Linked DNA regions of Homo sapiens: region 2 is linked to region 1. Evidence: chromatin contacts called from ENCODE Hi-C data. All regions are on one chromosome and are shown on one strand. The core of a region is the stretch at or near the end of the contact, and the rest is flanking DNA. Distances in the headings are between cores, read along the strand shown.

Region 1 (4,570 bases), core at 480-2,979:
CTGAGGCCGGAGGATCACTTGAGCCCAGGGGTTTGAGGCTGCTGTGAGCTCTGATCATACCACTGCACCCCAGCCTGGGAGACCCTGTCTCTTATTAAAACAAACAAACAACAAACTAAATAAAAATAAACAGGATGAGGAGGAGAAAGGGAGCAAGTTGTTAGGCACATTTGAGAAAACGTCAAAATTTTCCTTACAAACTAGCCAAACACCTACAGTGATATGCCATTTTCCTGACAAAGAATTCAGGCCCCAAAAGAAAGGCAGCCCACAACTGAGCGTATTCCCAAGCATGAGTTCTTTCAAGAAATATTTTTTTGTGGACCTTCTATGGATTAAGACACTCTTTCATCCTGGAGAGAGCCCACAGTCTAGTGGGAGAGAAAGACACATAAACAAATATCTACTTTACAGCGTGATGACCGGTATTAACACAGGTCTGAACAAGGTGCAGCGGTGAGAGAGCAAAAGCAGTGCCTCAGAAACACAGGGATATCCTCTCACAGCAGGTGACATTTGGCGGGATCTTGGAAAATGAGTAAGGGGATCCAAGATCGAATCCGAGGGCTATGCTAGGGCGATTCGATTCCATCCCCACTTTGGCTTAGGGACCTCTTCTATATCCTCAGTAAACTTCCCTTCTCAGAGCATTTATTAAAACCTCCTTGGCCTTTCCAGACGAATGTCTGGCTACGTAAACTGTGAGCTCTGTAGGGCAGAGGTGGCGACGGTTCAGTTATATAAATCCAGTGCCCGGCTCAATAAGGGTATGTGGAATGGATGAATCCATTAATGAATAAAGACAGCAGACCTCCACAAAAGCCCGCCGGCCGGGCGCCTTTTCCTACCGGCTGGGATCGCTTCGTCCAGCCTGATTCACTCAGGAGGAATGCGCGAAGAGGCCGTCAGGAAGCCTCGCCCTAGACTCAAGAAAAGAACCTGGGAAAAGCTCAGGATCCTCCCAGGAAACAAGGACCCTCACTGTGGCCCAGGGTCTGAAGGGACCGCGCTCCGGGTTCCTAAACCTGTGAAAGCGGCTTATCCCATTCCTTTACTTACATTCGCGAGGGAAAGATTTCAATTCGGTCTTTGCCCGACATTCTGACGATAACTTTTCGGCTCGGGTCCCCGGCCGGGCAACCGAGGCTGCAATAGCTCCAGAACTGGCCTCCACAGTGTCTTCCTCTACGGGAGTCAGCTGGTTGTGTCACTTGACCCCTCTTGTTGCTAAGAGGCAGCAGGGACACCCATTTTCACTTCCGCTTCCGGTTGTCACAGGCGACGAAGGGGGAGGACAGAACAGAGGCGTTGCCCGGATGTCGAGGCGCGCGCACCGCGGAACCACCCCTCAATTCCGGTTCGCCTCCCAACCCCTCCCCATCCAGCTTCCCTGCGGCTGCGCAATACGCGGCACGCGCCAGGCCAAAGACTAGGAGCGAAGCGTGCACGCCTTGTCTTTCTCCACCTTTCGTCTTTGGTCACAGCGCCATCTCATGGTTAGCTGAAACTTTGAAAGAGGATTCATTCTTCAGAGGCAAGGAATCGGAGTCCTATGTCTTTCTCGCGCCTTGAAGGTTACTTAGCTAAAGCTAAGATAGCGAGAAACAGTACTTTTCAGGTCCTTCCATGATCTACATTCGTCCTTGTTCTCGGAGGACCCAGACTCTATGGTTAATGATGAAGAGGGGCCTCTATTCGTTCAGCGCTTGCGCATGCGAGGAGGTTCCGCATGCGCGGTGGAGTGAGCGAAGCGCACGCTGAGGAGGATCGGCGGCCGGTGAGGGGGAAGCAAGTCTGGTCTCTGTGATTGAAGAAGTCGGCTCTGGGCTCCAGTGCGGGAATCACACACATACCTCAGGTGACTAATCCCAAGCTCGGTTTCTCCAGGAACTCACTTTGGTTTGTGTCCAGTGACATGGGTGTTCGAGAGCGGGTAGGCCCCGGGCTAATACCTCCCTTTCCCGTCCCTGCGCGGGAAGTGGCTGGACAGCACCGCCACCACCCGCGCTGTCGTGGGCCTCCTCGCCGGCTCCGTGTAGGTCATCCTGTGTTCCAGAGGCATCGTTGTTCGAGCAGAGGAATCTCGTGAAGGAAAGTGGGCCGAGTGGATTGTACAGCCTCTACAATATGCCGAAAGTGAGAATGCCATGACGATGGGGCGGTCTCAGGAGAACGCTGTGACACCGTAACTCTTAACCCCGGCTCAGGACGCTGAGCACTTTGCTTTTTCCAGGCTTGAGAATTCCATCTTTTCTTCCGCCCCAACAGCTCTACCAAAAATTTCCCCTGCGTCTCAGTGGAAACCAAACTGGCCTCTTACCTGAGAAACCTGTGGGACGGGCACCGTGTTGGAAAGAGCGGGGTCCGAGTAGTTTTTCATCTGATAATTGAATGAGTCACCCCTTGAACCAAAACTAAATGAGACTTGAGTTTATTACTGTTACTATCAGTTTGTCGTATTTTGGCGACAATGAGAATAGAACTGTGTTAAGCATATGTTAGGTTAACTATGTTAGTTAAGCATAACTAAAACCTAAGATAAGGATATATTTTCGGGTTAAATACACAGTCATGCTGAGGTCTCTTTATCCTCAAAACTTAGGCTTTTTAAATTTTTATTAAGCAAAAAACATGGTTTCTTCGAGAAAAAGTATAGCAGAGAAGTCTTTATTTCCCCTCAATTGAGTTGTTATTCAAGGAACAATCTCTGTCAATAGTTTGGGGGTGACTTGTACAGAACTTTGCTACCTATTCTTAGTTCATCTGGTGCCAAAAGATGTAGTTGTCTCATGCACAGTAATGTTTGTAGAGATTCGGTGATAACTTTCTTTTTCAACTATAATGATGAAATAAAAGCTTTACTTATGTAGCACTCCTATACCAAGAACTAGCATTCAGAGAGCATTCCTAATACGTGTTAGATCCAAATTAGAATTATCACGAGAGTTGTCCCCATCACATAATATATTTTGGAAAGGAATGTGAACTTCTATATCCATTATAGCAGTTTGACCATGCACTGTTTTGAGAAAGAAGTCCTACCTACCATTTGTCATGCAAAATAACTGACTATGCAGGGTATTTGAAATTAGCCTGGAGTTTGGTTGATATATTTTGAAAGGTGGCTGATACTTTTTACATCAGAACACATAAGAGTATTATAGCATGTTGTGATATTGAGGTTCTGTGGGTTAAAGACATTCTGGATTTGATGTCGGATTACTTGAGTTTAGCTCCTACGCTAGTACTTATTAAGCATTTGTTCTTAAGGAAGTATTATAATTTAGTATTTCTGTTCCACCTTTCCTGTTCATTGCTTCACTGTGCCCTTTCATAGTACTTTGTATTGTAATTATTTGCTTGCTAGTTTGTTTCCCACTCTATACTTAATTACTTAGGTAAGAGTCTTTTTTTTTTTTCTTTTTTCTTTTTTCTTTTTTTTTTTGAGACAGAGTCTCTGTTGCCCAGGCTGGAGTGTAGTGGCACGATCTCAGCTCACTGTAGCCTCTGCCCCTGGGTTCAAGGGATTCTCCTGCCTCAGCCACTATAGTAGTGGGATTACAGGTGCCTGCCACCACACCCAGCTAATTTTGGTATTTTTAGTAGAAATGGGGTTTCACCATGTTGACCAGGCTGGCCTCGAACTCCTGGTTTCAAGTGATCCACCCGCCTCGGCCTCCCAAAGTGCTGGGATTACAGGTGTGAGCCACTGCGCCTGGCCTGGTAAGAGTCTTTCTTGTTGTATCATTAGTGCTTAGTACATAGTAGCTACTGAAAAAAAAATTAACAAATTATTATATTACAAAATGGAAATACCTTCTTTTTCTTTCAATATTTTATGTTTGACTAGCACATAATGGTTTTCAAAATGTTTTTACGTATACATGTGATACCCTCAGTAAACCTGTGATGTACATGGCACAGATGAGAAACTACAGTTCAAAGGATGTTATCTTTCCCAAGCAGCCACTTCTAGTAAGTAGCAGAGCAAGGACTGGAACACAAGGCTAGAGTTGTTCCCCGAGTTTACTATGTTAATTGCCTGATTTGACACTTCTTGAGGACCAAATAAAATAAGAATGCTGTGAAAAAGATAAAGAGGTGAAGTCACCTAGTGTGACTTCGATATTGCGGAATGATTTTTTTAAGTTAAAAAAAAAATTTAAGTTATTAGCATTTCATTAGGCAATATGTTCAAAAATTGTCAACCAATATGCAGGTTTTTGTGGTATGGATTCTTTTTGTACTTAACTACTATCTATCTTTACTATGAATAACATACCATCAACAGTATTCCTTTACTTACCCTTTATGTTGCAAAGAGACTTGTGCCTCCTGAAGAAATAGTATTCATAGTCATATCCCTTCAGGATTCTCTTACATGATTGCCCATGTTTTTTAACCATCAAATTAAGCCTTGCTTCCCCTAAAAGCATCACCTTTACTGTTTGGAGAAGCTTGGTAAGTAAATGTGGTTTTCACTGGTCAAATGTCTTGCAACTGTTCCATACATTTCTGTAACATAGTTTATTTTTATGCCCAATTTGAAACTTTTTAGCTCTCAAATTTG
Region 2 (4,605 bases), core at 844-3,343, 5.8 Mb after region 1:
CACCGTGACCAGGCGTTCATGAAAAATTTTCATGACATTCTGTGAGGTGGGTGGACCATAATTTATTGTACCACATTTATTTATTTATTTATTTATTTATTTATTTATTTATTTATTTATTTTTATTTTTTGAGACATAGTTTCGCTCTTGTTGCCCAGGCTGGAATGCAATGGCGCAATCTCGGTTCACTGCAACCTCTGCCTTCCAGGCTCAAGCAATTCTGCCTCAGCCTCCCAAGTAGCTGGGATTACAGGCATGCGCCACCACGCCTGGCTAACTTTTTTTGTATTTTTAGTAGAGACGGGGTTTCTCCATGTTGATCAGGCTGGTCTCGAACTCCTGACCTCAGATGAGCCGCCCACCTTGGCCTCCCAAAGTGCTGGAATTACAGGCGTGAGCCACCGCACCCTGCCTATTGTACCATATTTAGTTTCCCAATTTTTTGCTATATAATATTCCATGAATATCTTTGCCCAAAATTTTTGTAGATTGTTTCTAAGAATAGTTCATCAGCATTTTAAGACATCCTATTAATATTAGCGGACTGCAATCAGATTGAAGTAGTTCACAAATAGATGGGTTTTAGCCTGTATTTGTTCAATACTGAACTATTGTATGTATCAGGCACTGTTATGTATCAGGCACTGTTCTCAGCACTTGTAAAATGTATATGTGCTGCTGACAAGCATGAGCACTTGTAAATGAACAAACTAAAATCCCTACTCTTGTTAAAGTGGGGGAGGTGAAGAATTTTAAAAACATCTTTTTTCGTTCAACCTTCTCCCACAACTTATCTTTCATTCTGCTAATGGAAAATATTACTTTTGTTCTTAAATATGAAGCTTTTGTGTGTAAAAAGTATTAGAATCTCATGTTTTTGAACAAGGTTGGCAGTGGGTTGGGAGGAGGGATTGGAGATTGATGCGATAGGAATGTGAAGGGATAGCTTGGGGTGGATTTTATTTTTTAATTTTAATTTTTATTTTTTGAGATGGAGTCTTGCTCTGTCTCCCAGGCTGGAGTGCAGTGGTGTGATCTCAGCTCACGGGTTCAAGCGATTCTCCTGCTGCAGCCTCCCGAGTAGCTGGGATTACAGGAGCGCGCCACCACACCCGGCTAATTTTTTTGTATTTTTAGTAGAGACGGGGTTTCACCATGTTGGTTAGGCTGGTCTAGAACTCCCAACCTCATGATCCGCCTGCTTCGGCCTCCCAAAGTGCCGGAATTACAGGCGTGAGCGACTGCACCCGGCCGCTTGGGGGTGGATTTTTAAAGAAACTTTAGAAGAATGTAACTTGCCCAGATACCATGTACCGTTAATTTCATTTTCGGTTTTTTGAATACCCATGTTTGACATTTCTCCGTTCACCTTGATTAAATAAGGTAGTATTCATTTTTTAGTTTTAGCTTTTGGATATATGTGTAAGTGTGGTATGCTGTCTAATGAATTAGACATTGGTACTGTCTTTACCAAAACTGGACAAAGAGCAGGCAGATGCAAAAATCAAGTGACCCAGCAAACCAGACACATTTTCTGCTCTCAGCTAGCTTGCCACCTAGAAAGACTGGTTGTCAAAGTTGGAGTCCAAGAATCGCGGAGGATGTTTAAAATGCAGTTTCTCAGGTTCTCGCCACCCACCAGAAGTTTTGATTCATTGAGTGGTGGGAGAGGGCAGAGATATTTGCGATTTTAACAGCATTCTCTTGATTGTGATGCAGCTGGTTCGCAAATAGGTACCCTAAAGAAATGACAGGTGTTAAATTTAGGATGGCCATCGCTTGTATGCCGGGAGAAGCACACGCTGGGCCCAATTTATATAGGGGCTTTCGTCCTCAGCTCGAGCAGCCTCAGAACCCCGACAACCCACGCCAGCGCTCTGGGCGGATTCCGTCAGGTGGGGAAGGCCAGGTGGAGCTCTGGGTTCTCCCCGCAATCGTTTCTCCAGGCCGGAGGCCCCGCCCCCTTCCTCCTGGCTCCTCCCCTCCTCCGTGGGCCGGCCGCCAACGACGCCAGAGCCGGAAATGACGACAACGGTGAGGGTTCTCGGGCGGGGCCTGGGACAGGCAGCTCCGGGGTCCGCGGTTTCACATCGGAAACAAAACAGCGGCTGGTCTGGAAGGAACCTGAGCTACGAGCCGCGGCGGCAGCGGGGCGGCGGGGAAGCGTATGTGCGTGATGGGGAGTCCGGGCAAGCCAGGAAGGCACCGCGGACATGGGCGGCCGCGGGCAGGGCCCGGCCCTTTGTGGCCGCCCGGGCCGCGAAGCCGGTGTCCTAAAAGATGAGGGGCGGGGCGCGGCCGGTTGGGGCTGGGGAACCCCGTGTGGGAAACCAGGAGGGGCGGCCCGTTTCTCGGGCTTCGGGCGCGGCCGGGTGGAGAGAGATTCCGGGGAGCCTTGGTCCGGAAATGCTGTTTGCTCGAAGACGTCTCAGGGCGCAGGTGCCTTGGGCCGGGATTAGTAGCCGTCTGAACTGGAGTGGAGTAGGAGAAAGAGGAAGCGTCTTGGGCTGGGTCTGCTTGAGCAACTGGTGAAACTCCGCGCCTCACGCCCCGGGTGTGTCCTTGTCCAGGGGCGACGAGCATTCTGGGCGAAGTCCGCACGCCTCTTGTTCGAGGCGGAAGACGGGGTCTGATGCTTTCTCCTTGGTCGGGACTGTCTCGAGGCATGCATGTCCAGTGACTCTTGTGTTTGCTGCTGCTTCCCTCTCAGATTCTTCTCACCGTTGTGGTCAGCTCTGCTTTAGGCATATTAATCCATAGTGGAGGCTGGGATGGGTGAGAGAATTGAGGTGACTTTTCCATAATTCAGGTGAGATGTGATTAGAGTTCGATCTGCGGTGGTGGCAGAGGCTTACAAGAAACACTAACGGGACATGGGAACCAATTGAGGATCAGGGAATAAAGTGTGAAGTTGACTAGGAGGTTTTCAGTTTAGAACATGGCAGAGACATTCTCAGAAATAAGGAAGTTAGGAAGAAAGACCTGGTTTAGAGAGGAGGGCGAGGAAGTGGTTTGGAAGTGTCACTTTGGAAGTGCCAGCAGGTGAAAATGCCCTGTGAACAGGACTGGAGCTGAAAACAGGAATCAATTCCATAGATTTCCAGTTGATGTTGGAGCAGTGGAGAAGTCTAAGCTAAGGAAGGGGAAGAGGAGGCCAAGGCAAACACTTAGGAACACTTGCAACGAGGGGGTGGAAGAAGAGCAAGGAGCCAGCTGAGGAGAATGAGTGTGGTTGGAGAACCACCACAGCGCAGGGTCGCCAGAGCTGAGGAAGGGGAGGGAAGCTTCAGGAAGGAAAAGGTTGGCAGGGATTTTGAGTGTTAGGCCTGGTGTAGCAGAAGGAACAGAAGATTTAGAGCAGCGCTAGCCAATAGAAATAAAATGTGAGGCCCGGGGCGGTGGCTCACGCCTGTAATCCCAGCACTTTGGGAGGCCGCGGGGCGGATCCTTGAGCTGAGGAGTTCGAGACCAGACAACACGGCGAAACCCCGGCTCTACAAAAAATTAGCTGGGCGTGGGGGCGCGCGCCTGTAGTCCCAGCTGCTCCCAAGCGAGGCTGAGGCAGGAGAATCACTTGAACCCGGGAGAAGGAGGTTGCAGTAAGCCAAGATTATGCCACTGCACTGCAGCCTGGGCAAAAGAGTGAGACTGTCTCAAAAAAAAAAAAAACCTGTTTTGTTTTTCTTTTGGAGAAAAGGCATACAAATTTATTAGCATGCAGACTGGGAGAACCACAAGGTGATTATCCCTATTTTAAATTTTCTAATAAACATACTATTATTTATTTATTTATTTATTTATTTATTTATTTATTTATTTTTTGAGACGGAGTCTGGCTCTGTCGCCCAGGCTGGAGTGCAGTGGCGCGATCTCAGCTCACTGCAAGCTCCGCCTCCCGGGTTCACGCCATTCTCCTGCCTCATCCTCCCCAGCAGCTGGGACTACAGGCGTCCGCCACCACGCCCGGCTAATTTTTTTGTATTTTTAGTAGACACGGGGTTTCACCGTGTTAGCCAGTATGGTCTCGATCTCCTGACCTCGTGATCCGCCCGCCTCGGCCTCCCAGAGTGCTGCGATTACAGGCGTGAGCCACCCTGCCCGGCCGGCTATTTATTTTTTTAGAGATGGGAGCCTCACTATGTTGCCCAGGCTGGTCTTGAACTCCTGGAGTCAAGTGATCCTCCCGCCTTGGCCTCCCAGAGTGGTGGGATACAGGCACAAGCCACTGTGCCTAGCCATAAACACATTTTTAAAGGTAAAAAAAGGCCGAGCGCGGTGGCTCACCCCTGTAATCCCAGCACTTTGGGAGGCCGTGGCGGGCGGATCATGAGGTCAGGAGATCGAGACATCCTGGCTAACACGGTGAAACCCCATCTCTACTAAAAAATACAAAAAAAAAAAAATTAGCCGGGCGTGATGGCGGGCGCCTGTAGTCCCAGCTACTCGGGAGGCTGAGGCAGGAGAATGGCGTGAACCCGGGAGGCGGAGCTTGCAGTGAGCGGAGATCGCGCCACTGCACTCCAGCCTGGGCGACAGAGCCAGACTCTGTCAAGAAAAAAAGAAAAAAAATGTAAAAAGAGGCTGGGTGGCCGGGCGCAGCGGCT

Evidence for each region. Hi-C counts contacts between places; a loop is a spot of excess contacts on that map. Pooled maps may share reads with other maps.
Region 2: a pooled map shows a loop between it and region 1 (12-fold over the local background). The contact joins the promoter of PSEN1 here to the promoter of EIF2S1 in region 1. A Hi-C loop is called at or near these places in 5 of 50 pooled maps.

What each region holds. Positions count from the first base shown.
Region 1 is chr14:67,358,599-67,363,168 of GRCh38, forward strand. EIF2S1 (eukaryotic translation initiation factor 2 subunit alpha) reads left to right here and starts at 1,730. Exons shown (of 8, transcript NM_004094.5): 1 at 1,730-1,858. It overlaps ATP6V1D (ATPase H+ transporting V1 subunit D), which reads right to left and starts at 1,206. Exons shown (of 9, transcript NM_015994.4): 1 at 1,060-1,206. The coding sequence starts at 1,100. It also overlaps a transcript of GPHN not described here. RefSeq lists enhancers at 317-1,103, 946-1,165, 1,186-1,985.
Region 2 is chr14:73,134,414-73,139,018 of GRCh38, forward strand. It overlaps PSEN1 (presenilin 1), which reads left to right and starts at 2,094. Exons shown (of 12, transcript NM_000021.4): 1 at 2,094-2,170. RefSeq lists silencers at 1,874-1,953, 2,214-2,273 and an enhancer at 2,444-2,553.